Linked DNA regions of Mus musculus: region 1 is linked to region 2. The links are chromatin loops, found by intact Hi-C in ENCODE. Cell type or tissue: left cerebral cortex. All regions are shown on one strand. Each heading gives the region's core, and the rest is flanking DNA. Links, peaks and the distances in the headings are about the cores only.

The links. Hi-C counts contacts between places; a loop is a spot of excess contacts. Peaks named below come from ENCODE experiments on the same cell type or tissue, not always from the same donor. Only the 100,000 strongest peaks of a DNase experiment are listed, where the experiment ranks them.
Region 1: a loop joins it to region 2, with 5 times the contacts of the local background. A loop is called at or near these places in 2 of 42 quality-filtered maps.

What each region holds. Positions count from the first base shown.
Region 1 is chrX:86,316,434-86,333,366 of GRCm38, reverse strand. It overlaps the pseudogene Gm8844 and the pseudogene Mageb8-ps. Among named protein-coding and RNA genes, the nearest start is that of Mageb4, 69 kb to the right of the region's middle. In left cerebral cortex, for the core only: a CTCF peak has its summit at 8,290 (motif pointing right); no DNase peak of the experiment used is centred there.
Region 2 is chrX:85,922,876-85,939,808 of GRCm38, reverse strand. No RefSeq gene overlaps it. Among named protein-coding and RNA genes, the nearest start is that of 5430427O19Rik, 61 kb to the right of the region's middle. In left cerebral cortex, for the core only: a CTCF peak has its summit at 6,638 (motif pointing left); a DNase peak (open chromatin) is centred at 6,626.

The DNA of each region.
Region 1 (16,933 bases), core at 4,111-12,110, 390 kb before region 2:
GCAGAGACTGAACTATCACCTGCCTGAGAGTATCCACTAATTCCCTTTTCTTTCAAATACTCACAAAGGTCTTAGGAAGTTTCCATTGTGCAACACAATATTACCAATAGTATTAATAGAACACAGCACATTCTCTAATCTTAAGCTGAACTCCCTAAGGGATTACAGAAGTTTGTGTCTAAAGGAATTGAACTAGAATAATGAAGCTATTAGGAACACTCCCATATAAAGCTAGTTAAGTACTCATCAGTTAAGAACATTTGTTGCTACATATGCAGCTAGAGACACGAGCTCCGGGGTACTGGTTAGTTCATAATGTTGATCCAACTATAGGGTTGCAGTTCCCTTTAGCTGCTTGGGTACTTTCTCTAGCTCCTCCATTGGGGGCCCTGTGTTCCATCCAATAGCTGACTGTGAGCATCCACTTCTGTATTTGCCAGGCACTGGCATAGCCTCACACAAGACAGCTATATCAGGGTCCTTACAGCAAAATCTTGCTGGCATATGCAATAATGTCTGCGTTTGGAGGCTGATTATGGGATGGAGTACCAGAAGATGGCCTAGTCGGCCATCATTGGGAAGAGAGGCCCCTTGGTCTTGCAAACTTTATATGCCCCAGTACAGGGGAACACCAGGACCAAGAAGTGGGAGTGGGTGGGGAGGGAAGTAGGGCTGGGGGGGGGTAATAAGGGACCTTAGGGATATCATTCGAAATGTAAATGAAGAAAATATCTAATAAAAAAGAATTAAAAAATTATTAGTGAGCCTCTTGCCAGCATTGACCATCCCCCAACTGACATCTCTGTATCCTGCTTTGTCTCGTGATTCTCAGAGTCTTCCTGTGATTATGGCCAAGTAGAGCAGCAATGGGGAAAAAAGGAGCATTTGTTGTTCTTTCAGAGACCCAGGTTTGTTTTCCAATGCCCATATAGAGGCTCATGGATGTATAACTCCAGTTCTAGGGGATCCAACACCCTCATCTGACCTCATTGGGGACTCCGCATGTACATGGTGTACAAACCTGCAGGCAAAACACTCATACACATGACATAAATAATTTTTAAATTAAAAATATTAATATAAGCTAGGTAGTGGTGGAGCATGACTTTAGTCTCAGAACTCAGGAGGCAGAGGCAGGTGGATCTCTGAGTTCAAGACCAGACTGGTCTACAGAGTGAGTTTCAGAGCAGCCAGAGCCGCACAGAGAATTCTTATCTTGAAAAACCAAAAAAGAAAGAAAAAACTTGATACAAATAAAACTTTCTTCAAATGAAAAGAAAATACATGTTGACAGCATGACTACATATGTAAAGTCAAGTAATCTGAAACTTATTCAACAGCATAGTGAGTTGAGCATCCTTTAAATGTCCTTCCCACAAAATAGGTAAGTATATGAAAATGGGAGTAATGTAAGTGGCCCATTCTGACTTTTGGATACAAGGAATCAACAACATCTTTTTTTTTTCTCTCTTTTCAAGATCACCTGTTCTGGGCCTGTTGCCTTGTATATATAGCAGTGTCTTGATCCCATCCCAAACCTGGGACATGGACCTTTAAATAAATCTATGAAGTATGAATACTTCAAATGTTTGTAGAAATGGCATGTTTTCTAAGAAACATTTAAGACACAGGATCATAGTGGCACTTCCCCCAATGAATGGGACAAAATATACACCACCATAAAATAAATGGCATCATTTGGAGATCTTCCCAAACTTGCTATCAGTCAACTCTAGAATTCCTCAGATAGCATAGCCATGTAGCATTTCTTGCACTCAGTGACAGCGATAGTGTTGACTGGCCAAAGGCTGGTACCATAGTCTTGTAGTTACCATTTGTAATTTACATTGATTTTTCACTCAAAAGACTAAGAAAGGTGAGAGCTGTGTTTGGACTAAGGAAGATGAGGACTATGTTTGAGACTGGTGAGAGATTGGTGAGCTGGATTCCATAGAGCAAGAGAACACAGGATTCATAGAATCCACTCTGTTGAGTCAGCAAACATGTTTCTGGAGTACACTCCCCGACCCCTATTCTGTCTGGAAAGTCACAAAAAGCAGCCTAATAGGATTTTATGAGCCCTCTATCTGCAAGAGAGAGGTTTTGGTTAAAAATAGTAAAGCTGGGGGACCCAATGCTGATGAAAGATCTTTTGCCCCTAAACCAGGGTGTGCCATTCAGCTCCTGCTGACATACCTAAGAACCTCCAGAAGGGGGCGCAAAGTGAGACTCTCCCAGTGGATCGAGAAAGGTTTGGGCTTGCCCAGATCCTATCAGTTGCTTGAGGGAGGAATCTTTTTTGCCTAGAGGTTGTCAACTGTTGCTGGGAGGTGTGTGTCTGCCCAGATCCTATCAACTGAGGGAAATGTAAATTTTGTTTAGGAGGTGTGTGATTCAGATGAGTACTAAGAGGGAGGATGCTCTCTAAAAGTGGAGGTGTGGGGGTGTGGAGGCTTATCAAAAAACTCAACTTTGTTTCCATTTGGGTGTTGACCATTTAGTTTGTACAGTCCAGACTTCTGGTCTAGAACTAAACAAGGTGGGTGTTACATTTCAGGGCAGCAGCCTTGAGTCAGTAGAGGGAGGATTCTTGCTCCACTGAATCCACTCCTGCCCATGAACAGGAATTGGTGATGCTCCTCACTTCTGCCTTGAAGGTCAAAGCGAACAGCCTAATAGAACATAATGGGTGGGGACCCCAATTCTGGTATAGGAGTTCTTGTTGAAAACTAAGGTAAAGCTGACAGGTGCGTGTAAGAATAAGAATTGTTTCCTAAACAATGATTTTCATAAATTTCTGCCTATGTCCCCATGTTTCCCCACCCCTGCCCTTGTCTTGTCCTGTACTGCCACCCAAACCCACAAATCCTGCCTACATTACTTCTTGTTGGGAAGCCTGTGACTTCCTTTGGTGAGTGAGGGCACTTCAGTCAGTACAGTGAGGAATCCTCTGTGTCTGCTAGTCCACTCCTTAAGAGAGGTGATGTCAAAAGACTTAGCCCCATTTCCAGTTCAGTAAGGGCCTGAAGAAAACCCATTATCCATTATAGTGTACCTACATATAGTGTATGTACATTTTCACTCTAAGGACCAAGGAAGGAAAGGAGTATGTTTGTAGCTAGTGAACTTGTGTAGGGAGAAGAAGGGACCCTAGGATTCAGAGAAAACACTCAATTGACAGAATTCCATGACTGGAATGTCCCTCATTTGTGCCTGGAAAGTCACAGAATGCAGCATAAGTAGATTCAATGGATGGGCTACCAGTTCAGCAATGGAGTGTCCTGGTCAAAATCAGTTGAGAGACTCTGAGTGGTGATTAAAGGAAATATCTCTCAAATAGGTAGTCTCAGAGAGTTCTCTATCGCCTGTAACATCTGAGAAACTATAGGAGCCATTGAAGCTTGAAATGATTACTTCAAAGGTGAGTGAAGAAGGTCTAGGTTTCATTCAAAGTTTGTGTTACTTATGTCAGAACATCACAGAGATCCTGACGCCACTTGATATGCTAAGGACCTAAAAAGCAAGGATTCTGCAATAGTGACATTCCTTAGCAACACACCCCAGTATTGAGAGACTCCAGGCAATAGTAGCAGGATATAGGTCATCCTCATTCCCCTTGTGATGGGAAGAAAGCCTTGGAAGAAAGACTTGAGTCAGCATCTGTCGAATCAATTGAATGTGAATTTCTAAAAGTCATCTGGGTTTAAGACCCTGAATTTGGATTAAGGAGAGCATTTGCAGTCTCGCAATCTACAGGGTCCCACTAAATCTATCCCCTAGGGGATTTCCTTAGCCTTGTGTGACCCCAGTAAACCTACTACACTAAGTATTTGCACAGAAAGTCCCAGAGAGGGAGGTATTATCTAACAGAGGCGCAGATTCAGTGGGCAGAATATTTCTGGACGTGAATTCTCAGTGAGCCTATGTCATCTCTTAGAACTGAGTAAACCATGAAGAGTTTTGAGGGCTCAGGTATTCTTTCCTTTCATCCTAAGGACCCCTGGGAGGGAATGAGAGCATTAGATGGAGTTAATCCAAAATGAGTGCTGCATAAGGAAGGGGCCCAGGTTTACTAACAATTTGCTATGATAATGGCACTGGCTTCGAAGCTGAGAGATCTTCCTATCTCAGAGAGAAGGGGATCCATCAGAATTAAGCCTTCCACTACCACTTGCATTCTCAGTGCACACCAAATGAGGTGGCAGGCTGCAGTCGAAAGTACACTTTAATTAGTTCCATAGGGTTATCAGAGGATAGGCTGGTCAGAACAAGGGCAGAGTGGGTTCTTAGAGCAGTACTTTTACCAAATCCTGTAAAGGTGGGCTCCTTAGAGCCAAAAGTTATCTCTCTGTTGAACGTACTTATGCAATCTCAATCTCTCTCCAGGTAGCAGAATCACTGGTTTGCTAGTGCACACCGAACAAGATCAATATGCCTCGGGGTCAGAAAAAAAGGCTCAATGCTGGAGGAAAATGCCACCAGGCTAGAGGTGAGACCCAGGATCTCCAGGGTGCCCAGGCCCCTGCAGCAGAGGAGAAAAGCCATTTCCCTCCATCTTCTCCTCATTTGGGGGTTACTACCCATAAAGAATCTGCTTCTAAGTTACAAAGCACTTCCAAGGTGCCTCAGAGAGCCCTTTCTACCGCTGAGTCTATGAGTGATTCTCTCACAAGATCATATAGAGGAGCTAAGTGCAAAATTAAGAGAAAACATAGCTCTTTCCAGGCCTCACCTTCTACTGTGAAGCGCCCTATAAAGTCTCTCATTGGTGCAGTCCGCCTGGTGGTGAGCTACATGATGGAAATGTGTAGAATGAAAAGGGACATTCTGAAAGCAGATGTGTTGAAGATGATCAATAAAAAAAATAGAGAACACTTCCATGAGATCTTCACAAGAGCTTCATTCAACTTAGAGGTGGTTCTTGGTGTAGACATAAAGGAAGTGGATTCTATGAAGAATTCCTACACCCTTGTTAGCAAAATGAATCTCCCTAACGACGGTGTTGTGACCAAAGGAAGGGGATTTCCCAAGACTGGCCTGCTCATGAATCTCCTAGGGGTAATCTTCCTGAAAGGAAATCGTGCTACTGAGGAAAAGATCTGGGAATTCCTGAATAGAATGAAAATATACGATGGAAAGAAACATTTCATTTTTGGGGAACCCAGGAAGCTTATCACTCAAGATTTAGTGAAGCTTAAATACCTGGAGTATCAGCCAGTGCCTAACAGCGATCCTGCAAGCTATGAATTTCTGTGGGGTCCCAGGTCTCATGCTGAGACAAGCAAGATGAAAATCCTGGAATTTTGGGCTAAGATCAACCATACAGTTCCAAATGTCTTCCAGTCTCGGTATGATGAGGCTTTGAAAGATGAGGAAGAAAGAGCTGCAGCTGCAGTCATTGAAACAACAACAGATGCCAATTAAAGGTCCCACAGCCATGTCAAGCAGGTCCTCTCACACCTAGTGAAGTTAAGAGTTTTTTATTTGACCTTGTAGTTCAAGAGGACATCGAAAGAAAGGGCTGATGATGGACAGTTTGCAACTAGAGAAAGTGGAGTGAATAGCTTTCTGTTCTTGTTCTCTATGGGCAATTTGGAAAGTTATCTGCCTTTTTGTTTAATTCAGTTTTCAAATATTCTTTTTCTGTATCAATATGATTAGCTCAATATACTATGTTGTTCGTACAAATTCATCGGTATGCAGAATAAGTTTCTTTATAAAAGAAATTTTAAACAATTCATCATTAAATATATGATGACATAGAGAACGAGAAAAATGGTAATTTGGTTAATATTTGCATTAAAACTTTTCTCTTTATATGATAAAATAAAAATAAAAATATATAAATGTCTTTGTTTCATTTATCTAGGTGGAGTTGAATAGGGGAAACAATGTTATCAAAATTTATTGTATGAAAATTTTCAATTAAAAATTGTGCACGTAAGTACTATTCAGTTAGGCCCAAATGTTCATAGGCTTAATTGGTCCCTAAACATAATTTGACCATCTACTCTTAGTGATTCTATGCTAATACTGGAGGGCTAAGATAACGAAGATGTAGTAAATAACCATTCAATTAATTATACTGTCCAGAAAAAGGAAGTAAAGAAAGAGTATTTTACAGGAATGTAATCAACTAGCGATTATTTGATTAATACAAAGTTGGGTCTTAGGAAGCCTCGAGGATTTCAGTGGGAAAGAATTTAAAATTGGCTACTGGATAGGGTTAGAGTAGGATGTGCGAAAATATTTTCACAGCTTCATTTCTTAACACTGGGAAAATGCCCTGGGCATTAATTTGGGGGAATTGGGAGAGAACTGGCAGGACTAGAATGCATCCTGTAAGGCTCTGCCAGGAGTTAAAGATCACTGAATACCCTGGGTGTTGTATATACTCATAATCTGAAAAAGGAGCCATTGCTCAAGGAAAGTGAGACACCTAGAAAATCCTGTGCTGGCACTCTTTGTCATGGACTGGGACATCCAGAGGGTGCTCCTTTAGAGGACACTCATCAGGTTACACTGTGTGCGATTTGGCAACTTTCAAATATTTCCAGTAGAGGTTAGAGGGATAAAAGTTGAAGTGGCTTTAGTTGAATGCCAACTCAAGAGAAGGGAAGTTTCAAGGTACCTGAAGTATGTTTTTAAAAAAAAATTGTGCTGTTCTTGGCAGTGGTGGCACATGCCTTTAATCCTAGCGCTGTTAAGGCAGAGACAGGCACATCTCGGAGTTCAAGGCCAGCCCTGTCTACAGAGAAAGTTCAAAGACAGCCAAGGCCACACTGAAACACACTCTCCAAAACAAAGCAACAAAACAAATGAACAATAGAAAAAAATATGTTGTATCAACTGAGAAAGTCAACCTCACACTGAAATTGATTTTTCATAAGGAAAAAAAAAATAGCACTTGGTTTCTCTTGGTAAGTTTGACTTTATCCGAGAGGGTTTTCTTTAATTTCCAACATAGTTCCTGGCTTTAAAAAAATAGTGTGTTTTATTGCAATATGGAAAGAAAATGAGTCATAACAAGATTTTGTATTTAAAAAAATTAGTCCCATAATTTTACATATTTAATACATACTTAGGCATTCTTGAAAGACAAGGCTTTTTTCCTAATCATTTCACATATGAAAGGCCTGAAGCTTACAGATTTTGGTAATGTGCAGTTTCACACAACTGGTAAACTACAAGGCTTGAACCCATTGTCTGATGTAGTAGGAGATACTAGGAGAACAACCTCTCCTGTGCCTGTTGGACTGGACTACTCTTGTCTACCCCTTCACTTTATGACAGTGCTGGGCCTTATATTTAATATTCTGAGTTTTCTTGTAGTCTATTCAGCCACCCCACTTTTTTCCTTATAAAACGGTTTATTTTTCCAAATTAATAGTGGTTTGATATTGTTTTACAAGGAGATCTAGAATACACATTATTTAACTTTTTCTTAGTTTTCTAAAACCATTTACCAAAGTGTATATTTGCCAAATAGTAACAAATAATAACTTCAGCTTTACAAGCTTTTGACATATTATCTCCCATATTGGTGATGCCAACTCTTTCCCAAACAATATAAAGATTCACTACTTCTCAGTTTTCCCACTGAACATGGTGTCGTCTTCAAGCTGGGATTCATGCAGATCCTATGGAGTGAACTAAATTGTTCTTCTTCCCATTTTCCTGTTTGCTGTGAGTTTAAGGATCCAAGTTTGTATGTGCTTCAACTTGACTTTTCTGTGGTGACTGAAATGATTTTGTCCAGCTTTCCATGGTATTGATTCTTTGTGAGTTTCACATCATGTACTGCAGTGTCACCTCCCTATCCCCTTGTATCCCACTCCATCCTTGAACCTCTCCCCTAAAATAAAATTAACACACACACACACACACGCATAGAAAATATATCGTCGTGGAAGATGTAGTGTGGAAGATGCAGTATGTCACAGTTTGTACCACAGTATATCCTTCTGTCCACACATCTTCATTTGCAAATGTCTGTTACAATGAGTCATTGTTCTGGTTTGAGGTCTCTGGCTTCTGTGAAACCATCAATATTGAATCCACATCAGGACTCCTCCTGGTTATCCTGTTGTTGTCCTGTGTCGTGGAGATCCTGCAGCTTTGGGTCAGCTGGACTGGCCCTTTGACTCCCCGCAACTGTTCACAAAGGATGTAGATTTGGGGGTAAGTCAAGTCAAAGCCTTGAATCTGGGCCTTGGTGGTATCTGAGTTGGTCAGACTGCCAGCTGTCCTTTATCCACTCCACTAGGGGGAGCTCTCTCCCGCTACCATAGCAGTGCCAGTGCCAGGGGCAGCAGTGATGGCAGGCTAAGCTGCAGCAAGCAGCTGGGAGCCACAGCTGGAGCCGCTAGGCAAGCAGGCAGTGGGAAGTAGCTATAATCAACAGCAAGTGGCTATGGGCAGCTGTGGACAGCTTGTAGCCACAGCGGTTGCAGCAGGGGCATGAGCTAGGCCTAAGGGGGTAGATCCAAGGTCCAGCAATGAATTCTTAGGGAAAGAAAACCCTTCCCAAGAGTGTTATAGCTCAATAAAACAACCACTCTCAGATGATTCTTGGTGAAATAACTCATGCACTTTATTCCACGTATACAGGGACCTCATAAATATTTTGGGAGTAGTGTGGGATCCAAGGGTAGATGCTGCCATTGGCTCAGTCTGAGATGTTAAGGATGCTCTATTTGTATGGGCAGGGACTTCAGGTGTTGTCCCTACATAACTGGTTGTCATGGCCCTCTCAGTGGGGTGTCGTGATCATGTGTTCCAGAATAAGTAGGTCTTGGCAGGGAGCTGGCCCCATGCCTGCTGTTCTCAATTCTGATTTTTCCTGGGGTTTGGGCCTACTCAACTTCTGTCTTGTGGCATGGTCCACTTGTCCCACAAGATCCTGTTGAATGATGTGCAGGATATGGCTGTCTTAACAGGTAAGGTATGACTCAAATGGGGCCTCTAGATTAGGTATAGGTTGGTTGGGTCCTGGGCTCTGGAAAAAGCTATACAGAATCTGGTTTACCATGGAGATTAGATGTGGTACTGGAGGGCCCAGTAGGCTTGGGACAGTAGATCTTAGCAGAAGTGGGGACTTTGGGGTCAGCTAGGGCAATAGTGACCAGACTAGGCCAAGAAACTGGTGTGAGACCCAGGCTAGCCTGGGCATTAGGGAGAGGATAAGATGAACTCACCTGGCTAGACCCTGCCAGAAGATCCTGATTTTTTTTTTAAAACGGATTTGTTTGTTTGTTTGTTTTATGTGAGTACACTGTTGATTTCTTCAGACACACCAGAAGAGGGCATCAGATCACCATTAGAGATGGTTGTGAGGCACCATGTGGTTGTTAGGAATTGAACTCAGGACCTCTGGAAGAGCAGTAGGTGCTCTTAAGTGCTGAGCCATCTCTCCAGCCCAATCATGATTCTTCTTTTAAGGAGAGATTTTGTGTCTAATACATTACTAGAACAAAAGAATGGAGGAAAGAGAAAATACTACTTAAATGGTGATTATGTTTGAAAATCAGATTAACTCAAATAATAATGTCCTCATATTCCATCATTCAGGACAATTTCCTTTTAGAAAATTATAGCCTTTTCAATGTGAATATGTGAGGCCAAATCTTACTTTTAATGAAAAAAAAATAGAACAATCTTGTGTTTTTCTAAAGAAATGTCTGTCCGAGGTCTTTGCCTTATGTCATGATTTCACTATAGTACAGGGAAATTGGTCATATAATTTAGTGTTTCCCAGTGATTCTGTGACCCAGGAATGTGAATGAAATGAAAGAGATTCCTAAAAGAGGAGAAGATAGAAAACATGTCAGGCAGAGATGTCGACTGGAGCTTCTACTACCCTAATAATTACTAAAGATTCCCAGGGTCTGCCTTACCCGAAGGAGACTCACATGAGTGGAGGTAGTCTGAAATCTATGAGAAACTGAAAACCCTGATGAGGAAGATGAACCCCAGAAGCACTCACCCAGAGCCAAGTTGTGCATAGTATCCCGTCACTGTGGTCAGGTCACAGAGTTCACAGACAGCCTTCACTGAGTGAGGCTAATTTCTCCTTTGGAAATCTCTGGAAATGAAGACCTTGGTCTCAGGCCTTGGCTGACTCCAGCCTTGAGACAGAGGCTTTCCTAGGTGTGATAGGTACAAAGTAAACACTCTGAAAAGTGCTAAAACTACAAAGCCTCTCTCAGTGAGACCCTTGTATTATTCTCTGTCAAACATTATCGAGATTTCAGGCATAAATGTAAGACAAAACCACTTTCATACCCACCCTGCTTAGCAGAAGGAAGGTCCTACAGTGATTTAGACTTTGAACCGAGTTTGGACTCCCAATCAGAAATCCCACATAAAACAGCAATCTGTCTGACACTTCTGGAGTAGAGACATGTGTGTGATGAGGTCAGAGGTCAAGTGTGGTAGTTATTTGTTGTCAGGAGCTATCCACTTTTTTTCCCCCTCAGGCATTTTTTCCTGGTCTAGTATTTGGCCAACAAGGCCCTGGGATCTGCTTCTGTCTGCCAGCCCAGCGCTGGGATTACACGTCACACTCAGCCCAGCGCTGGGATTACACGTCACACTCAGCCCAGCGCTGGGATTACACGTCACACTCAGCCCAGCGCTGGGATTACACATCACACTCAGCTCCTGGGAACTGAACTCAGGTAGAGTTTTAAGGTATGTGCTTTGCTGACTGAGATGTCTTTTCAGCTCTTGTCTGCCACATCTTAGAAATGAAGGATATTTGTGGAAAGATAAAGTCAGTCACCTTAAATCCCATTAACGAGAGCTACACAAAAGGTACTGTTTTTAAAATTGTTATTTATTTACTTTACATTCCAATCCAAGCTTCCCCTTCCATCCTCTCCCCCTCCCCCCGCCCCCCCAAGTCCCTCCCTCTCACCTCACCTCCAACCTCTCCATCCCTCCTCCCCTTCTCAGAAAAGGGGAGGTCTCCCATAGATATCAATTAGCCTTGGCATATAAAGATTCAGTAAGACTAGGTGTCTCTTCTACTGAGGCTAGACAAAGCAGCCCAGTTAGGGGAAAGGGATCCAAAGGCAGGCGATATAGTCAGAGACAGCCACTGCTCCTGCTGTTAGGAGTCCCACATGAAGACAAAGCGTCACAACTGTTACATATGGGTAGAGGGCCTAGGTCTATCCCAGGCATTCTCTCTGGTTGGCAGCTCAGTTTTTATGTTCTTGTAGACAGAAGAAACTGTAGATGGGAGATTTTGTGGCTAGATTGGTGCCCCAGTCCGGCTATTGGAAGTCTTGCCTGGTTACAGGAGATGGTAGGTTTGAGCTCCATACTCCCCATTACTGGAGTCTTAGCTCAGATCACACTTATACATTCCTGGGACTTTCCATTGTCCTATGTTTCTAGCTCATCACAGAGATGCCACTTCTCAATCCAGTTGTCTCTCTGAGTACTCTCTCTCTTTCTATCCTCCCCTATCTCGTTCCTCCTGTTACCATCGCCACTGCTCCCCTCCCATGTCCCCTCCACCCAATACCCCCCATGTCTAATCTAATTATCCTTCTCATTGAAATTCAAGCACACCCCACTTTGGGCCCTCCTTGTTACTTAGACATATTTTTTTTTTAATAGGGAAGACATTAGGTCAAGAAATAGGAAGTCTCAGACCCTGCTCAACATCTAATAATGTACAGTAAAGGAGAACTGAGATCATAACCTACAAATGAATATATGGGAAAACAAATGGCCTGGCCCTTTGGTCCCTTGTATTCAGTCCTTATATTAAGGAGAAAAGAATGAGGCAGAAGCTTTCATATGGTTTTAAAGAACTGACTTTATTTTAGAGCGGTTTTAAGTTTACAAAATCCTGAACAGAATGTAAAGGTGCCTATGCAACTTGAGTTCCTAAACATATACAACCTCCCTGCTAACAGCATCCCATAGTATAGTGGTACATTTCTTACACACTAGTAAATTTGTATTACATGTCATTATATCAGATTCTAAAGTCCATAGTTTGTTATACTTCACTTGTGGTGTTGCATATTGTGTGGGGTTTTGATAAATTTCATAATTTATATTCATTGTTAAAGCATCACTTTACTGAAAACCATGCCTCGCCCTCTATGGTCATGTCACACTTCCCTCTGAGTGCTAGATACCGCTGACATTTTACTGTCTTCACAGTTTTGCCTTTCCCTAAGAATCTTGGATAGAATACTCACAGCGAATCTTCTCCATATTGATCTCTTTCACTAAGTAATATGTGCATAAGTTTCTTTTGTATCTTTTCGTGGATTTATAACTCATTTTTTTTTAAGAAAAGTTAGTTGTGGAGCCTTTAACATACAATATTTGTTCAAGTTGTGTCCATTTGAACTAGTCAAGTCACAACTAGAGGACAAGTCTCTATTTTTTAATAACATAGTCCAAATGTACCACCAGTCTATCTGATCTCAAACTGATGAACATCGTGATTGCTACCAGTTTGGGCAACTACAAATAAAATTGTCATAAATTGGGTTGGAGCGATGGCTCAGAGGTTAAGGGCACTGACTGCTCTTCCAAAGGTCCTGAGTTCAAATCCCAGCAACCGCATGGTGGCTCACAACCACGGGTATGATCTGGCACCCTCTTCTGGTGTGTCTGAAGACAGCTATAGTGTACTTAGATATAATAATGAATAAATCTTTGGGCCAGAGCGAGCAGAGGTCCTGAATTCAATTCCCAGCAACCACACGATGGTTCACAACCATCTTTACAGCTAAGTGTACTCACATACATGAAATAAATAAATAAATAAAATCTTTAAAAATTTGTCATAAATCATTCTGTGCAGACTATTGCATAGGTGTTTTTCGTTTGTTTGTTTGTTTGTTTACTTATTTGGGTAAGTATCAAGTAGCATAATGGTTGTAGTCAATGGTAAAAATCTGTGTGGTTTTGTAGGAAACATCCAAATTGCTTTCCAAACTAATTGTACTATTTTCCATCCTAACCAGGGATGAATGAGGGCTTTTATTGCACAATATTTAGGTGCCTGTATCACCTGCACTTCATTTCACACTCTCGTCATTTGTCTCAAACTAGTCATCATGTCTCAAGATGAAAAGGACCATGTCCACGCTTATGAGAAACACTACTAAGCCCAAGCTGAAATCCAGTGTCTCCAAGTTGTCCCCAACTCCTACCCTTTTGTACCTTTCTGTTTTGGGGGGGATATTTTCAGAGCAGAGCTGTTCCTGGCAGTTTCTAGCATCCTCAGAAACTTCTGCCTAACCACCAAGCTGTTCTGTCATCAATGTTTTGGATTTGGGCTCTTATAATAGATGTGGAGTAGTATTACATTTCTATTTTAGTTTGCATTTGTCTAGAGCATATAATGTTAGGACATACATACTTATATTCTGTATCATTTGGGGAAGCATCTTTTCAGATCTTTTCTCCATTTTATACTGAATTTTGTATTTATCATTGAGTTGTAGATACTCTTGAATATTATGAAACAGACCTTTATCAAGTAGTTCTTTACAAAAATTTTATTTCTCCAAGTTTGTGAGGTTTCTTCTTATTCTCTTTTTGATATTTTTTCTAGGGAAGGGATGTGTTTTAATTCTGTGAAGGCAAATATATCATTTGGTTCATGGATGCCCATTGTTTTTTGCCTCAGGTTTAGAGGAAATGAGACCATTATTCTTAATGTGCAGTCATCAGTGAACAAGGAGGACAATGGCCCTGCAGGGCTCTTAGATGAGGACACTGAGTAAAGACTTAGGGACTGAGGAGCTCAAGACAGGCAGGGTCTACTGAGCTATCATCACTGCATGTTCCTTGGCAGGGATGGTTGAATGAGTCACCCTTACACTTCCTTGTATGGGTCCCAGAAAGTTTCTTTTCTCTGGAAGAGAGACGTTGAGAATGATTCTCCCTTTATTTACTTCTTACTAGTAATACATAGTATTGTACATAATAATAGTTTCAACATAATCTTTTATACATGTATTAAATATACATCAATCATGTGTGTCCTGCATTCATGGGCTCTTATTCTATTCACCATCCTAATGATCTCCTTTGTCCCCAATATTTCCCTTTCTACTTTCTTGTCTTTTCTTTGTAGTCTAGTTTTTTTCAGCACCCCACTCCTTTATTTCCTCCCTTGTAAAGGAGACTTCAGTTCAGGAGCTCTCCTTTCCTGCCCTCAAGTCCCCATGAGACAAGGGACCACAGGCACCAGATCTTTGGTGAGAGAGTACAGGTCTCAGACACTTGTCTCCAGCCCAGAGGTTCTGGCTCTTTGTGTCAGATGAGTCAGTAGTACCCTTCCAAAGGAGGGACCAGGGCCAGTTCTGAGTGGCAAATGTCTTGAGACAAGAGGTCACCTTAACTTGGCCTGAGGGGAACCCATCACAGCAAAGATCACCTTTGTCTGAAGAGAGACTAAGTCAGTGTGGGCAAGCCAGCTCAGTTACCTCAAGGGGAACACAGTCCTTCATTGAGAAGGACACAATCCACATGGATGGATGCTCTCACACTCATCAAGGCAACACACCCCCTTCATGGCCCATGTGGCTGCAGCTGGCAGCAGACACAGCAGGCTTCTAGGTGGATGAAGGGAGATGGCCTAGATTCCAGCCATAGGAGCTTATTGCAGCAGGCTTCCAGGAGGGGAGCTCAATCCCTAGGACGTTGACCATGACTTTACCCAGGGCCTCCAATACCTCTCGCTTGTAGACATCAAAGTCACCGTCGATTTGTCTGACATCCTGCTCCTCCACCACCCACAACAGGCAGTTGGTTTCTGTGATGAGGCACACATCGTGGCTGACAACAATCACAGCCCCCTTATAGTCGTTGATGGCCTCCCCCAGGGCGTCGATGGACTCTATGTCCAAGTTATTGGTTGGTTCATCCAAGATGAGGACATCAAACTACCGACCGGCCAGCTCTACAAACACAACTTGGGCTTTCTGCCTACCAGAGAGTTTGCAGATCTAGACGATGTGGGCGTGGCTCTCCAGGCCAAAGCGGCCCAAGCACTTCCGGGCATCTTGGTAGGGCAGATTGAAGCTCCTCTGCAGGTGCTCAGTGGGCGTCTCCTCCATGTACAGCTGCTCTGCATACTGCTGGTTAAAGAAGCCGATTTTCAGCCAATGGTTCTTCCTCATTTCCCCATTGGTTGGTGTCAGATTGCCCATCAGGAGGAGGAATAGTATGCTCTTCCCAACACCATTAGGACCCACAATGAAAAATTGGGAGTCCTTGTTGATGCTGAAATCTAGATTCTTAAAGAGTGGCTTCTGCCCCTCGTAGCCAAATGTCACACCGTGCAGGCCCAGCACAGGTGGACTGAGTGGCGGGGAGGGGGTGAGGATGGGGGGGGGGGTCTGGGAAGGTGAAGCACAGTGTACTCCTTGGGACGCTTCAGGAGCTCAGGGGGCTCCTGAAACTCTTCATCCTGGTTTTTCTGTCAGCACTTCTACTGTTTTCAAGGCAGGACTTCCTTTGTTTGCTTTTCCACGTGCTTGATAGACTTGCTCCCAGCCTTCAGCTTCTCCTCCTGCTTCTCGTACTGCTTTAGCCGTTCTTTCTGCTTCTGCCGGTACATCTTCTTGAAGGTCATGTAATTAATTGCCCCTGTAGTAATGGAGCCGCTGGGTGTCCAGGTGGATGATATCAGTGCAAACGTCATCCAGAAAGCCCTGGTCGTGGGAGACAATCAGCAACGTCTTCCTCCAGCCGTGAAGATAGTTATTGAGCCAGATGACAGCATTGAGGTCCAAGTGGTTAGTGGGCTCATCCAGCATCAGCAGTGTTGGTTCCATGAACAGTGCCCTGGCCGGGGAGACACGCATTCTCCAACCCCCAGAGAACAAACGTCTGTATGGGCTGATTCTTCATCGTAGGGTCGAAGCCCAAGCTAGCCAGGATCCACCTTGCCTTGGCCTCCACAGCTGCTGCCCCAGTAGCTCTCAGTTCCTCATACACCTTTTCTAGTTTCTCAGCAGCAGTGGAATCCTCCTGCTCCAACTGTCCCTGAAGCCATCTCCTCCTCTAGCAACCTCAGTCTCTTGGTGTCTGCGCAAAGGACAGCTTGCAAGGCTGGTGTTTCATCAGCCAGCACCTCCTGCTCACACAGCAGCACATCAATGTTAGGGGGAGATGCTCAGGGAACAGTTGGCAGTGTGCTTCAGAAGCGTGGTTTTGCCTTTGCCATGGAGTCCCACCAGCCCATAGCAGCGACCGGTCAGTATGTACAGGTCAGCATTGACGAACAGCTCCTTGCCCTGGGCAGACATGCTGAATTTTTCCAACTTGATGTCAGATGCATTTTCTTCTCCCCCCCCCCCCTTTTTTTTTTTGGTTTTTCGGGACAGGGTTTCTCTGTATAGTCCTGGTTGTCCTAGAACTCACTTTGTAGACCAGGCTGGCCTCAAACTCAAAAATCCACCTGCCTAACATTGCCTGGCTGGAAAACACCTCTGGCTGGAACAGAGAGAAGTCGTTTTCTGCAGCATTAGCTGCTTTTAATGACTCCACGTGTCGATCATAATCCATCTGTTTCTTTAGCTTTTTCTTTTTCCTTTTTGCTAACGTTGGCATAGGGATCATTTGCTTCAACTCTCCTTTCTCTTCTTTCTCTTCCCGTGAACCCTGCTCTGCCTCCTTTTTGTCTTTGTCCTTCACTTGCTGAGGAGGCTCCTTTTCTTTAGCTGTGTCTTCCGCATCTTCCCCTTCACTTTCTGCAGCAGCAGGTTTACTCTCGGCTTTCCCTTTTGATTTCTCCTCATTTCCCCTTTTACTCCTGAGCCGTGGCTCTTCAGCCATGACTTTATTGATGTGAATCTTCTCTGGCTTGGCGGCTTGAGAACACGATTGTCTTCTTCCTCTTCCTCCTCACTCTCATCCTGAATCAGGGCTTCAAAAGCATTTTCAC
Region 2 (16,933 bases), core at 3,404-11,403:
AATTTTGATTTCTGGAAAGGACAAATGAGGAAACACTTGTAACTGTTTAGGCCCTGTGGTCTCAGCAGCAACTACTAATATTCACATGTGAAGGCAGGCACAAGAAAGGAGAAAAGGAATGAGCATGTCTATTATAATCCAGGACACGTTCATTTTATGCTGAATAGAGAAGAGAGCTTTTTATGTTATATATGTTATATAAGAAAACTCAAATTCCCCATTGAAACTCTCAATTCTTAACTAAAAAGTGTAGTTGTGTCTCCAGTATTCCCAGGTCTCTTTTCTCTTTTCCTTTTTACCAGAAGTCGTCAAATCACCACCACCCCAATATTTTTTAGAACAGCCCATTCTTTTTCAAAGATCACAGGCTCCATTAAATGGTTAACAATGTCAGTAGTCCCTCAGAAGCTGTTTAAATAAACACTACTGCTATTGGAATATGTCTTATTTACCAGGGTTCTTGAGAAAAACAGAAACAATAGGTGAGAATTGTTCATTGATAGCTGATGCCCTATGTTCATTTCTATTGCTGTTATAGAATACCCTAACAAAAGTAATTTTAAGACATGAGGGGTTTATCTGACTTACAATTCCAGGCTCAAGTCTCAGTATGAGAAAGTCAAGTCAAGAACTTGCAGGGGGTAGTCACAATCGCAGTCAAATTCAGAAAGAATGAATGGGTACGTTCTTACTTGTATGTATGTATGTATGTATGTATGCATGCATGCATGCATGTATGTATGCCATGTATGTATGTATGTATGTATGTATGTATGTGGCTCAGGCCCCTTTCTACAGTTGCATTGCCCATTACCCAAATCCAAGGAAGAGCAGTGTTTGGAATGGGCAGGCCTTTCCTCTCAATTATTATCAAGGCAATCCTCACAAACAAAGGGGATTCAGAAGTCCTTCAATAAGAATCTCTTAGGTGATTCTTTGGTAAATTAAGTTGACATTAAAACTAATCAACATAGATGATAGGTAATGCCAGCCTACATCTGCTTCTTCCCCTCGGGGTATCCAGGCTTGTTGCACAGCAGGCTGGACTGAAGGGAGAGAAGCTTAGGGGGTTGGATGAGTGCAGCTTGACAGTGAGTGCACAGGCAAAGAACACCCAGGAACAGCTTTGGAGAACTGATTCAGTTTAGGCGGGGGGCAAAAACTATTTAAACCTTTGGGAGGTGAGTAGGGACTATTGGGATGTGTACATCATTGACCAGGGCCAGGGTGCTAGGAATGCCTCATTTGCATGAGGATGAATTCCAGGTGGATCTGGACATGACCTTATAAAGGCAAAGGAAGTTTAACCTGGCTTTCAGCTATGTTAACTCCTCTGGTGAGGCAAAGGTGGGGAGGGCAGGGCTAAGTGCACTGGGACATATTTCTCCCGCTCATCTCAGAACAAGTTTCCTGGGTTTGGACATGCTTCAATCTCAGTCTTACTCCAGGCTTGATCCTCCCCATCCCACTGCTCCTGGCCCCATTAGATAGATAGATGGATAGATAGATAGATAGATAGATAGATAGATAGATAGATAGATAGATAGATGGATGGATGGATGGATGGACGGACAGACAGACAGACAGATAGAGATAGAGAGATAGAGAGATAGATAATTGATAGATGATAGAGTTAGAGACAAAGACGTCATTTGGTAAATTGATTTTCATAGCTATGAAGTTAACAAAACAAAACAAAACAAAACAAAACAGTGTCTCCAGTCTATAATCAAGAACACCAGGTAAGTCTGTGCTCAGTTTAGTCTGAAGCATGTCTTTGGTACTTTTTCCTGTAGTTATACATTAATTTATATTTTTATTGTTGACTACTATTTCATAAAGTGATTGCACCAGTTTCCAGGATAATGGAAATACTGTGGGTCCTAGTATTCTTTTGACAAAATGAGTTGAGCAGTCTGCTTTAGAACAGAATATTTTACTCTATGTAAATTCTACCTTAATACAAACATTTTTAAAACACACTTATATTTTTGTTTTTGAGACAGGTTTCCTACAAAAGACTAGCATCAAACTATGTAGCTCAGAATGGATTTGAACTTATGACCCTCCTGCTTCAATCTTAAGCTTATAGGCACTCACTACTGAACTTTGCTCCAGATTGTTTTGTTTTTGCTGCTGTTGTTATTTGAAACAGTGTTTTTCTAAATAGCCCTACCTGTTCTGGAACTTGTTCTGTCATCCAGACTGTCCTTGAACTCATAGATGCTCTTGTCTCTGCCTCCCAAGCGCTGGGATTTAAGGCATGTACTATCATTTCTGGATTCAGGGTATTTTTTTTAAAGTTTATTTGCCTGGAATTTAAAGCTCCAAAATGGAGCTCAGAACAGAGTTAGCTTGCAGCACTTGTCTAGCAGGCAGAAGTCCCTTGGTTTGCTCTCCAGAGCCATAAAACAAAACAGAAGTTCCAATATGACTGCTAAAGTAACATCTGTCACATCTGGCCTTCTGGGCAGTAAAAACAAAAACTAATGAAAAAGCTAAGAGGATATGGCACAGGCTTTCCCTATGAAATCCCTTAAGGAGAAATCAAATCTTGTCAACATGTGGCTGAAGAGACGGCTCAGCAGTTAAAAGCATAAGCTAGGTTTGATTTCCCGCACCCACAAAACAGCTCACCACTGTCTGTATCACAGTCCCAGGTGACCTGCCATCTTCTTGCCTCTGTGAGAGCAAGGCACAGCAAGGAAAAAAAAAACATAAACACAAAGGAAATAATTAATTATTTAAAACACCTTATACTTAAATCACATTGGGCACCGTAGCTAGAAAATAGAGAAATAGGCATAGTGCACTATTTAACCAAGCATGTCCCAGGCAAAGTGCTATGTTTGTAGTAACAAAAAAAATAGAAAAAAATAGATATTGGTTGTCCATTGATAGAGTCAATCACATAAAGATGTGTGCATGCACACAATTATTTACAGGGCATCAGGGGATTCAGGGACACCCACTGAATCTCAATTTGCCTAAATTCTATATTAAATACTACTAAGTATTTAAGGCATAGCTATTAGCTAAGCACAGCTAATAAATGTACGTGAAGGACACATTTCATTATAATAGGCATTCAAAAGACAAATTTGGGTAGAATATATGTCAAACTCATCCAAGTGGAATAAGTGAGGTTGTCTGTGCCTGCAGAAGACTGCAATTCTTTAAGTGGCCTGTTTCTAATTGAGCAGTATTTAATTCTGCTGACATCTTAAATTTGCCATATGTGAATGTTAGGAGATAGGCCACTTCACTTAAGTGTACATTCTACTTACACACTTGATTTGATGGCATTAGTTTGCAGGTGTCTCTCCTTCAATTAATTGCATGCTGGTGAAATGCATAATTTAAACTCGGTGTAAAGTTGAAGTATTCAAATGATAGTCTCTTCAATGTAATTATTCCACATAAGGTGGCGTGCTGACAAAATGTTGTCCTTTATTTTTTAAAATAATAGCTTCAAGTATGTTCAAGATTAGATAACACGGAAATGTCAACAACATTAGACAAATATGAAGTGAAAATAATGAGATTAAGATTGCCTTTATCTAATTTTCCTCTATAGACTCACAAGATTTTTCTTTATGACTGCCCCACCCCCTGCCGCGTCCTTCCATGTTTTTCAGCCTGATTTGAAAAACAAGGGAAAGTGCCTTAAGGAAAATATAAGTATGTATAGACACAGTCTTTTGTTGGTCCCTAAGCTAAGTGATGATCTGGAAAAGTACATCAACATGTTTTTATTGTAGTAGCAGAGAGATAAATATGATTTAATTCAACAGAAGTGCACAACTTAATCTACACTTTGTATCTGAATATTGACTTAGGTAATCATTTTCTTATCAATGAAGCCTTGTCAGAATATATACTGGAAACTCAGGGTGTGGCTCAGTGATATAGTGTCTACTTAGAATACAGGAGGATGTACGTTGATTCCCCAATACTATATCTTAAACCTTATTTGGTTACAGAAATTTCAGTAGGCATCAATCAATGTAGAGACTAATAGTTGATCAAAATGCAGAAGATGGGTGATGGTTGAGTGCTCAGCTCTTGATGTGGTGTCTGTATCATGATCTCACAGCAGCCACGGTTACCTGTACAGGATCAATCTAGGCAATATCACAGCACAGATGGGAGAGTCGATAACAATACCCCATTCCTAGGTGAGGAGGTATTGCTAAGTGATGGCTACTGGTGGAGGATCCTATTGTCTTGGGGAATGTTGCTGGCAGCTCGTGTATCTCCAGTGGATGGCCCTACACCCTTGAGCGTACTGGTAACACTAACTGAACTAGGTGTGCTATACAAAAGAAGGAGGGGGAAGAATCAAGGTGGGAGGGGGTGGAGGTTCCAGGAGAAGTGGAGGGGTGGAGTGGATATGATACAGATATATTATGTAGATGTATGAAATTGTCAGAGAATAAATTTAAAACATTATTTAAGCTTCCTTGAAAATTAAATGCAAGTGACTTCCACGGATCCCAAATATGTCATTTTAATCTTGAGTCATTCGCTGACACAGCATCATGTTGTCAAATTAACATTTGATGTTTTATCATAACATTTCATGTTCCATCATATCATAGTTCTATCTATTGATCATGGGCTCCGAGGTGAGGCATGTACTATATCAACACTGCAGTAGGTTAGACAAAAGCTCTTTCATGTCCTAATTCTTGAAAACTGCACACGGTCCTTTTTTGTGCCAAAGGGGCCATTGAAGATTTGACTAACTTCAAGAACTTGAGCTAAGTAGATTAACTTGAGTTATCTTGGTGGATCTCAATGTGATAAAAAATAGTCCTTGTACGACAAAAATAGATGCAAACATGGAATCAGAGAAAAGTCAAGGTGTTTTACTGCTTGTTAAAAGTAGGAAAGAAGAGTCTATGAGACAGAAAAGACAATTCTAGCAACCTCTAGAGCTAAAAGAGACAAGGACAGGTTCTTTCTTAAGGCATCATGAAGAAAAAAGCCAGGCAGGAATTTGAATCTAGCATTATCGAAACCTATTCTGGAGGTCTCACCTGATCTGTAAGAGAATTACTTTATGTTATTTGAAGACATACATGTGCTAACTAGTTACATTAACAATAGGGCATTAACACAATTTCTAACTTCAAAAATATCATCGTACAAAGGGGGCCGCATGTGCATTTGCTTACTAGACAAAAAAAAAAAAATGAGACAGGAAAGAACTAAAAATATGGACTAGATAATTGTGTGGGACTATAGACAAATTGAGCATTTAGGATGACTTAACGCTCAGACAGCTCTCCAAAATCATAGTGGTTTGTGTGGAGCATCAAAGTTCACTTTACCATGCATTAAGTCTTCCTCCTGTTAATAAATAGAAAGAAGCAGATCAAACTGTCTCATTTAGGGGCCGTTTTGGGGAATGAGCTGTGTCTGAAGGATGAGGCCAAAGAGGACTAGGCAAATATGAGCATACATAGCACAGTGTCATATACATGTGAAAGTGTCATAAGAAACTTCTTATTTTAAAGGGGAATAAAATCTTTTTTTCATTTTAAAAGGAAAATATTTGTTCTATACTTATCTTTTTTAAAAATTTTCTTGGAGATCAAGTTCTGAAACTTTGGTGTTAGGCAAGCTCCGTGCTCAAGCTATCTTTTCTAAACACTGAGTTTATTGAATCAGATATCTTAGGGCCCTAGTATGTTTCTTTTTTGTTTCTTTTGTGTTTTGTTTTTTCATGAAAGGGTCTCTCTATGTAGCCCTGGCTGTCCTAGAACTCACACTGCAAATCAGTCTAGCCTCAAACTAATAGAGATCCTCCTTCCTCTGCCTCTTGGGTGATGGGATCAAAGACATGAGCCAGCACTGCCAACCCCTAGTACAAGGAGGCTTTTGTACCACAAAATTAGGCTTTTTTATTCCTATAAGAATTGTGTGTGTGTGTAAATTCACCTTCAGTCTAAAGGTCTAGTATTTCTTTTTTTTTTTTTTTTTGGTTTTTCAAGACAGGGTTTCTCTGTGTAGCCCTGGCTGTCCTGGACTCACTTTGTAGACCAGGCTGGCCTCGAACTCAGAAATCTGCCTGCCTCTGCCTCCCGAGTGCTGGGATTAAAGGTGTGCACCACCCATGCTCCACGGTTTACTATTTCTATAAAGTTTTTTTTGTAATAGAAATATGATATGCTCCCACACCTAGTCTCCATAAATATTTGACTGCCAGCCAAATCAACTATTTAAAAGGGATTTTCCAGACATCCGTCATTTGAGGTTACTATAAAGTTTGAGAAGTTTTCTATTTAAAGTGGCTTAAGAAGTATTAAAACGTGGTTTAAATTGAATAATTAAATATGAATTAATGTAGTTAGTCCTCACACTTGTGTTTGCCCAATATGTGACAGAGCTGGGATTATTCCAAAATTATTTAAAAATCCCTAGTAAGTTCCAGATTCCCTGGTAAATGACCAGATCTTTTGTAATTTGAACTTTATACTTGTAAAATGTGACTATTTACACCAGAAAATGTTGACAATTTAAACGGATGTTTGTCAATAACTTTTTTGGAAACTTCAGCAAAGAAAATGTTAAGCTTTTGCAGGCAAGTATTTTGATATTAGTCTGGTGTATAGTGACATCTAGTGGCCAGGACTCATAATTAAAGTCCTTGAAGGTAGAAAATGTCAAGGTACAAAAAATAAATTGCATAGAAGAAACCTTAATAAATTTGTGAATTTGGGGCTAAAATTAGCTTTTCTTATTTTAGAGTTGCTTGTGAGAAAAATCCGAGCTTCTACATTGGTATACATTCATTATGCCAATAGGAATAAAGGGGATTAATTTGGAAAAAAAATAAAAACTCATGGAAACAGAACAGAGCCCTGGAAATGTTTCATTCAATCAACTTACTATTTAGAACAAACTAGTTTGTTTGAAAAGTGAAAATTGTGAAAGGTTTATTTATTTTGTCTTATTTTCAAATAAAAACAAAGGAAGCATTGTGCCCTATAGAAGATGACCTTTGGGATTTTACTCACACTCAGTCTGCTGACTCTAGAACTCTTGCTGCTTGAGTGGACCACTACACATTGTCTGCCTTCCTTCTACCTAAGAGCCATATTGGGATGCAACAATGATTCTTGCCAATAAAGGGCAGAGTAGAAATGCCTTGAAGTTACCAACTTCAAGAGACACTATCAACAAGAGAATAGAACATAAAGATAATCGGCTCCTTGTCCCTGTGGTGGCACAGTTCTGTGATGTTCTCTGCATGATCTCTCTGCCTGGAACATGTCAGGGGGATGAGAGTCCAATTGTCTGCAGCAGCAACTTGTGCATGTTCTCTCTCTCTCTCTCTCTCTCTCTCCCTCTCTCTCTCTCTCTCTTCCTAACTGGCCTCGAACTCAGAAATCTGCCTGCCTCTGCCTCTCGAGTGCTGGGATTAAAGGCGTGCACCACCACGCTTGGCAGTTTATTATTTCTATAAAGTTTCTTTGTAAGAGAAATGTGATATGCTCCCCCACCTAGTCTCCATAAATATTTGACTGCCAGCCAAATCAACATTTAAAAGGGATTTTCCAGACATCTGTCATTTGAGGTTACTATAAAGTTTGAGAAGTTTTCTATTTAAAATTCCTAACTCTTGCATGTGCCTTCTGGTGTCGCATTTGATAAAGAATGTACTCTGCAACCACTCCATGCTAGAGAGGACCACCAGGGTTCTACAGGATGACTTCTAACTGCCCTTTTCTTCACTATATGCCATCTCTATATGATTACCCTTGCAAAATTATCTTCTTTCTTCATAGATCCAATACTATAGCACATCTTAAAATCTTCTATATAAGGGGTTTTTAAGGAGTAAATATTCTGGGGAAATACCAACCAATTTCTGAAATGAACCACATACCAACCCCTTTCTCAACTTATACAGAATTCTCTCCTCCATTAAAGTTTATCCCTATAACAAGTTATCCAAAATCCCAGCAATGTCTCTCTTTTAATAAACATCAACTTTGCTTCATTAAAAAATGTACCCAAATCATAGCCCAAGTCAGTTTTCAACAGGATCTAAATAAAAAACAATGGTATACCTATACTGTACACATGCACACATGTTCATGCAATTAGGAATAAAATGAGGTTCAAGAATTTGCACTAATTTCATTAGCAATATATCAAAATGAAAGGTGCAAAGACAAGTCGAGGATATTTTGGATTTCTGGCAACTATAACATTTTTTACAACTGCCTCTGGCCCTGCTTGCACTCCTTTGTGAGGTTTCTCTTTATGGATATGGAAGTTAATCAGAAGGAAATGGTCACAATAAGGAAAAAGGCCACCTCCTCTCCAGAGACTTTATGTATTCTGCAGGAAAACTTTAACTGGGAGCTGAGAGTTCATTGTTTAATTAGTTAGTAAACCATATGTGAACACTGTATACGTGAAGACATGAAAACTAGCCATAGACTTTACAAAATGTATTTACCACAAGTCAGTGCTTTTTAATCTACCTTAACAATGAAGTTAACAAACTGTTTTTCTTCACTCTCGAGGTCACACAAGAGGCAGAAAGAACTGTGATGGTCTCAATATTTTACACAAAATAGATTCCAGCTTAGGAAGTAATATGCAAGTGGAGGAGGTCCCGACAGCGAGTGCTTTGACCATCAATCACATGGAAATTTCAACCTTTGGCCACAACTTTATATCGAGTCAATTTATTCTGACCTGATGGGATGGGGTGGGAGGAAGCTGTTTTCTCTTGACATGTGGAAAATTACAAAATAAATCTCGCACATATTTACCCAAACTCTTGCTCACACATAAGTCAGACATGCTAACTACAGTATATGCCTAATTGCAATTTATAATCCAGGGGATGGATGTAATTTTCACTTCATTTAAAAGAAAAAAAAAACATTTCCAAGACAATTACTTACCTTCCATAAGCAGTGTATTTATGAAGCTCAACAGCCATTAAGCTAAATAGACAAGATGAGGCCCTGCATTCCTTTTTAAATCATCATAGGCTCTGAAATTGGAATCCTCATCTTGGACTTCATGGATGTCCCTTATCTCATTGGGTTTCTAGGCTCCAAATTAGCATTGCATCTGTAAGTAGAACAATGATGTTAAACATAACCCTGCCTAACACTGCAATGCACCATCTTATTTATTTCTACAGTACTAAGCTAAGTGTTAAGATTACATGTAAGTTACATGTATGTGCATGATTATGATCACACATGCTGATACTGAAGCTTCAGGTAAGTTGCTCAAATCCAAATCTCTGGGACTGAAAATTCAAACTCTTACACTCAACCACTTCCACATAGTAAATAAGTACAAAGTATCAATGATAAATCATCCTAAACATATATTCCTCACACATCTATCAAAAGCTGAAAAAGCTGAGCTTGGGTGAGCTCACTGGGTTAACTCAAGGCTTTGGGTAGAATCTGCCTCTGCCATGCATGTTTCTCAATCTCCTCGGGTCAGTAGACTAGCTGTGCCATGGAAATTTTACGTTGAAGATTGAAGTGCATAGTATAACTGAAACATTCATAAGGCTTCAGCTCAAATCTAGCAGAGTTGCTGGGGCTTACATCCTGTAGACCAAAGCAAGCCAGGTCTGTAATGTAAAGTCTGACAGTAAGGAAACACACTCCTCTTTTAGTAAAGGGACATGGAGAGTTACTTGGCAAAAGATATGTGTATACAAACTGGTGAAATAAAGGGAGACAGTGACTCAGCATGCACAGCTTTTTTGTTATTGGAATATAACATGGTGTTATAATCTATTGTATATAATGTGAGATGTATGGTTTTGTAATGAGAAAATGGCAAGGCATAATTCTGATATATTCATGAATACTGCAAAAATAAATAAATAAATAAATAAATAAATAAATAAATAAATAAAATCTGTGGGCTCGAGAGGTACGTCTGGAGTTAAAAGTGCTGCCTGCTCTTCCAGTAGGCCCACATTCAATCCCTAGCATCTACAAGGCAGCTAATAACTGTCTGTACTTCTAGTCCCTAGAGATCAAAGGGCCTATTTTGGCCTCCTTGGTTACTTCGTGTAATAGAACATTCAGAAAAACACTTATCCACTTAAAAATAAGTGAAACCTTCAACATCCTTAATCATCAGGGAAATGCAAATCAAAACAACCCTGAGATTCCACCTCACACCAGTCAGAATGGCTAAGATCAAAAATTCAGGTGACAGCAGATGCTGGCGTGGATGTGGAGAAAGAGGAACACTCCTCCATTGTTGGTGGGATTGCAGGCTTGTACAACCACTCTGGAAATCAGTCTGGCGGTTCCTCAGAAAATTGGACATAGTACTACCGGAGGATCCAGCAATACCTCTCCTGGGCATATATCCAGAAGATGCCCCAACTGGTAGGAAGGACACATGCTCCACTATGTTCATAGCAGCCTTATTTATAATAGCCAGAACCTGGAAAGAACCCAGATGCCCCTCAACAGAGGAATGGATACAGAAAATGTGGTACATCTACACAATGGAGTACTACTCAGCTATTAAAAAATGAATTTATGAAATTCCTAGGCAAATGGATGGACCTGGAGGGCATCATCCTGAGTGAGGTTACACATTCACAAAGGAACTCACACAATATGTACTCACTGATAAGTGGATATTAGCCCAAAACCTAGGATACCCAAGATATTAGATACAATTTCCTAAACACATGAAACTCAAGAAAAATGAAGACTGAAGTGTGAACACTATGCCCCTCCTTAGAAGTGGGAACAAAACACCCATGGAAGGAGTTACAGAGACAAAGTTTGGAGCTGAGATGAAAGGATGGACCATGTAGAGACTGCCATATCCAGGGATCCACCCCATAATCAGCATCCAAACGCTGACACCATTGCATACACTAGCAAGATTTTATCGAAAGGACCCAGATGTAGCTGTCTCTTGTGAGACTATGCCGGGGCCTAGCAAACACAGAAATGGATGCTCACAGTCAGCTAATGGATGGATCACAGGGCTCCCAATGGAGGAGCTAGAGAAAGTATCCAAGGAGCTAAAGGGATCTGCAACCCTATAGGTGGAACAACATTATGAACTAACCAGTACCCCGGAGCTCTTGACTCTAGCTGCATATGTATCAAAAGATGACCTAGTCAGCCATCATTGGAAAGAGAGGCCCATTGGACACGCAAACTTTATATGCCCCAGTACAGGGGAACGCCAGGGCCCAAAAGGGGGAGTGGGTGGGTAGGGGAGTGGGGGTGGGTGGGTATGGGGGACTTTTGGTATAGCATTGGAAATGTAAATGAGCTAAATACCTAATAAAAAATGGAAAAAATAAGTGAAACCTCAAAAAACAGTTAAAAATCAAATTTGATCTATGAAATAAGTCAAATGAGATATTACAGCCCTCTCCTATAACTGTAACACTCAAGAAACAGAGGCAGGAGGATCTCCAGTTTGAGGCCAGGCTGGGACATATGCAGAGTTCCTGGGAAGCCTGAACTATAAAACAAAACATTGTCTAAAAACAAATAGAGAAATACAAATGCAGCGAAGACAACAGCTCAGAGGATGCTCTCTTGCTCGGCTCTCTCCAGAAGCTTTTGGAGAATTGAAACTAGATATGCGTGTGATGCGAATGGCCTTCTTGAAACAATATTTGAACAGGATGGGCAGTGTAACAGTCAAAGCAGACATAGACTTTGGCAATCCATCAGTCACTAGCCACTAAGATAGGTCAAATAAAAGGTGGATTTTGAGGACAGAAGAAATACACATATATATGACAGGGTCTCTCTATAGCTTGGAACTTGCTATATAAACCAGGCTGGCCTCAAATTCACAGGATGCCACCTGTCTGTGCCTCCCAAGTGCTAGAATTAAAGACATGCACCACACCATGCTCAATGATGTTTTTGGAAAATATTTTGTCATGTACCTACCATGCAAAAGATTGTGATCCAAAAAAGTAGACCTGTTCTAGACAGTATCTAGAGGTGGTCATACAACTAGAGATGCGAATGAATCAGTTAAGAATGAGCTACTGGGGTTGCAAAGATTGCACGGCAGTTAAGAGCACTAGCTGATCTTCCAAAGGACTGGGCTTCAATACTCACCCCTCATATGGTGGCTCACAGCCATCTGCAACTCCAGTTCCAGAGGATCCCCACTTCTTCTGGAATCTATCCACAGGAGGCAGACAAGAGATGCACAGACATAGGCACAGCCAAATCCCCTTACAGAACACACAAAATAAGTTAACATTAAAAAAAGAAAACTATTGAACAGTTAGTACAGATTGACCATGCTGTAGGTATCTCTCTCTCTCTCCCTCCCTCTCTCTCTCTCTCTCTCTCTCTCTCTCCCTCCCTCCCTCTCTCGCTCTCTCTCTCGCTCTTTCCCTCTCTCTCTCTCTCTCTCTCTCTCTCTCTCTCTCTCTCTCTCTCTCTCTCTCTCTCCCTTCAAGCATGTTTTCCCTAACACTGTGAGCTGTACTCTTTCTCTATGGTTTCCCTCCCACCCCATGGCTGCTGGTACACTCTGGGGCAGACCTCCTCCATTCTAGTTTAACTCAAACAACATGACTTTTTCTCTTTTTCTTCTCCATTTTTCATCTCAGGCCAGCTGCGGAGGTTCACATCTTGTGTGCCCTGGGATTTTCCTTTTCAAAGCTAATAAAGGTGTCCTCACGCTTAAAACAAAACAAAAAGAGTGAACTGACTGGATGCCAGCACCTAAAACTCCTCCTGGTGTAGAATAGGTACACAGATATTATTTAATTGATTAGTCAACTGCTTAGAAAAGATAAAGATACCAAAAAATCAATGTCTTCCAGTGATAACTTATCCCTGTAATGGCAACAAAATAATAATGACCTTCCTCTTGTAGTTGCAAGTAAAAAGCATAGCAAATCCTTTGGCCATTCTCTTTTGCATTTTAATCTTCTATAGTTCAAAGAAGTTATATAGCCCGATTAGAATTGGGTGCATGTTTAATTGTAAAATATGAATTAACTTTGTACCCTTTCTTGTACCTTAATGGAGAAAAGGAATAATGAATAATTAGAATGTGGAATCATATTCATACATTCCAAATAAAATAAGGGAAAAAGACTCTAGGAAATTATGCTAAGTCATAGTACATGTTTATGAACATTAGTATCCCTTCTGTTAATTCTGCTATACTCATAGTTCAGTATCTTGTCTGCTTATCACCAGAGAGGATTTCTCCAGCAACAGATCGGGGAGGGTGCAAAGACACACAGCCAAACACTGTAGAGAAAGAGAGTCTAAATTGAACATCTCCATCAAATTCCTGTCCTTGGAGACCAGGGAACCCTGTGGAAGAGAGTAAGGAAAGATTGTAGGAGTCAGGGGGAATCAGGGACACCAGGAGAACATGAACAGGCTCACTGACTTGCTCTGTTTGGGTGTTGTCTCTTTGAGGTCTGCTGTTTTCACAAGAAGAAACAGAGTGGTGGTAGATCTGGGAGAAAGAGAGAAGGTGAAAGAAGTGGGAGGAGTGAAGGAAGGAGAAACTGTGGTAGGGTATTCCATGAGGGAAGAATATTTTTTATTTAAAACAACATAAAAAATTCAGTGTATACATATGTATGTGTGTGAGAGAGTGTGTGTGTATCTTCTTTTAAATAATATGAACTAACCAGTACCCCGGAGCTCTTGACTCTAGCTGCATATATATCAAAAGATGGCCTAGTCGGCCATCACTGGAAAGAGAGGCCCATTGGACACGCAAACTTTATATGCCCCAGTACAGGGGAACGCCAGGGCCAAAAAGGGGGAGTGGGTGGGCAGGGGAGTGGGGGTGGGTGGGTATGGGGGACTTTTGGTATAGCATTGGAAATGTAAATGAGCTAAATACCTAATAAAAAATGGAAAAATAAATAAATAAATAAATAATAGTACACAGTTTTATCAATAGATACAAAGCTGAAACTCCAAAACCAAAATAAAAATGTGAGCCAATTTGTCAAAACTTAGTGAACATTTTTACGACCCATCAATTGTATCATTGCAAGTCATTAGAGAGGAGATTTTGATGGACATCAATTTAAAACATCAAGAAAAATAAATGATCCTTCATTTCTTTCCTTCTCTTTGTTCTCACCTTCAAGTTGTTAAAGTCTTTGAGAAGAATAAAAGATGACACTTCAGTAGCTCACAAATCAGACTTAACTGTTCCCATGTCAGTTTGAGTTTAGAAAAGATTACTTTCATCTAACAGCCCTCTCAGATACAGTAGTACGGCTGGGTACTATGTCACCTCCAGAAATGATTTATACCACATCCATCTAAAATTTAAAGTATTAGGGAACTCTGCCTTCTATCTGTCTCCATACTTCTAAAACAGCTCCCAACAGCGCCTCAGTATCAAAAAGAAGAAAAAAGGGCATTTTCCTATTATTTAACTACCTAACAACTTTAAAGTTGTGTTTATATTGAGGGTCAGAATATCACACTCATAAAACTATTCACCATCTTTCTAGTCAAGTCAAGTTTAAAGTTTGTTCAGTTTTTTTGTTTGTTTGTTTGTTTCATAAAGAGTCTAAATTGCATGTAAGGTCCCTTAAGAGAAAGATTAGTATGGATAATCATTTTTCTCAATAAACTCCCAATCTGTCAGGCCCGTTAAGAGATTGCACATGTTTACAATCTGCAGAATAACATGATGATTATCACACAAAGGCATCACTGGTGCTCTCAGAAAAAAGAAAATAACTTCTAAACTAACCAAAGCTGGGAATATCAGATGTTCTAATTTGGATAAATCTGATACTGGGGATCATCAAGAAAACATAATGAATTTTATATATAAGAGGGGAGGAAAGAGTCATAAGCTTTTACACAAACCAAGTGAGAATAATAGCCTAGTAACTCCTAATGCCTGGACCAAGAGTACAGATTTTATAAGATAATTGGTGTGATCACAAAATGCAACGTGACATCAGCTGCTCTCTAGAAGCAATGCGAGGCAGGGATAGCATGAGAGAGCTCTCTTTCAGCTGAATGCTAACAAATGTCTACTATGATAAATGGTCCTGTAATGAGACCTCAAGCCAAGGTACTAACAGTGGGAATGGCAAAAAGTGTCCAAAGTGAAAATATACAAGGATGCATAATACCACAACAGCCTATATGCTATGATATGAACACTATGTAGAGAGAGAAATATGAATTACTTGTGAGGCTTGCATGACTGGGGAGGGGGTGGAAAGTGCAATGGCATTAACACATCTTGGAAGCCAAAAAGAAGCATATATGGCAAGGTGAGAGATAATCAGTCCAGATGGAAATTATGTTGGATTTTAAAGCCCTCTCAGAACAATGAGTTAGGAAGTTCTGCTTTGTTGGAAACTTTGATAGCCCCTTTTAGTTCTGTGATTTCATCTCATGTGTGAAGAGAAAATACAGACAGTAAAGTTTCTCACAAGCTACATAGTCTCGGGCACCACTGGCAAGGCAGTAAAAAGAGGATGCACAGCTCACAGTATCAGCACTGTAGTGTTGAAAGGACAGTTCCTGGAGCAGAGCTCTGATTGTTTATTACCCTGCATCAACGTCCTTTCCTTCCCCTTATTCATATGTTAGTCTCCTGCCTGTTATGTAAAATTACTCCGTTTCCTTTGTTTCATTTGTCTTTTTGAAATGGGATCCCTCTGTGTTACCGAAGCCTCTCTTTCCCATGCACTGGCACTTTTTAAAATATTTTTTATTATTACGTATTTTCCTCAATTACATTTCCAATGCTATCCCAAAAGTCCCCCATACCCACCCACCCCCACTCCCCTACCCACCCACTCCCCCTTTTTGGCCCTGGCATTCCCTTGTACCGAGGCATATAAAGTTTGCAAGTCCAATGGTCCTCTCTTTCCAGTGATGGCCGACTAGGCCATCTTCTGCTACATATGCAGCTAGAGTCAAGAGCTGCACTTTTTATGTGACAAATTTTATTGTATGTATTTAAAGTATAAGATATGGTGCTCTAAGGTTTGTATAAAGTAAAGAAGTTACTACAAATTAACCTCCATAAGCTCTTGTAATTAACCCCCTTGCCTATAAAAAAATTCATTTAGCAAAAATCTTGAGAAAACTGTTGCTACTAGTAGCTATAGTCCACATGACATACATTACACCTTACATATTTGCAACTATGTATCTTTTGGCCATCTTTTACTTCAAGATTTTCAGCTCCACTCTACTCTTGCACTTGACCATGAGCCATTGTAGATCAAATATACTCACATAGCAGTATAACTGAACGGGTATTTTCAATCTGCAGTGCTTAAGTGAGCTTTAGAAAATGTTACCTTAGCTGTATTAAGAAATGGCATGAATCCTTGATCAATCAGGCAAAGCAAAATTTCCCTTCAATTAAATCTCCATGGCAAAAAGAAAAAATAAGTTGAGAAGAAAAGAGGCAACGGACAAGGAAAGAAATAGGAAGAAGAAGACTGGAGAGGAAGAAAAGAAAATGAACGCATTAGAGTGATTTCTTTCAAATAATTCAAATTAATACAATGGCAAAAATAAAATTATCTACCCACAATATTCACTAATCTGACAAAGCAGATTAGTCATTAATTCAGCTTCAGATACATAGAACGGACTTAAATCTATGAGATGGTTTTAAAAGGTGGAAACTAGAGGGGCTAATGAATCCAAGTTTTCCACATGAATCCCAGCTTTGCTTGTGTCAGATGTTTCAACTTGGTCAGTCTTCTTACATTTTAACCTTAATTTTCTCAGGTATAGAATACTTAGCAATAACCCTGTCCTTTAGTGCTGTGTTAAATTAAAATAAAAGAATGGATGAATGATTCCCCATGGGGTGGTTTTGGTTTTTGTTTTTTTTTTGTTTGTTTTGTTTTGTTTTTTTTTTTTTTTTTTTTTGGCCCTCACCATTCTTGTACATA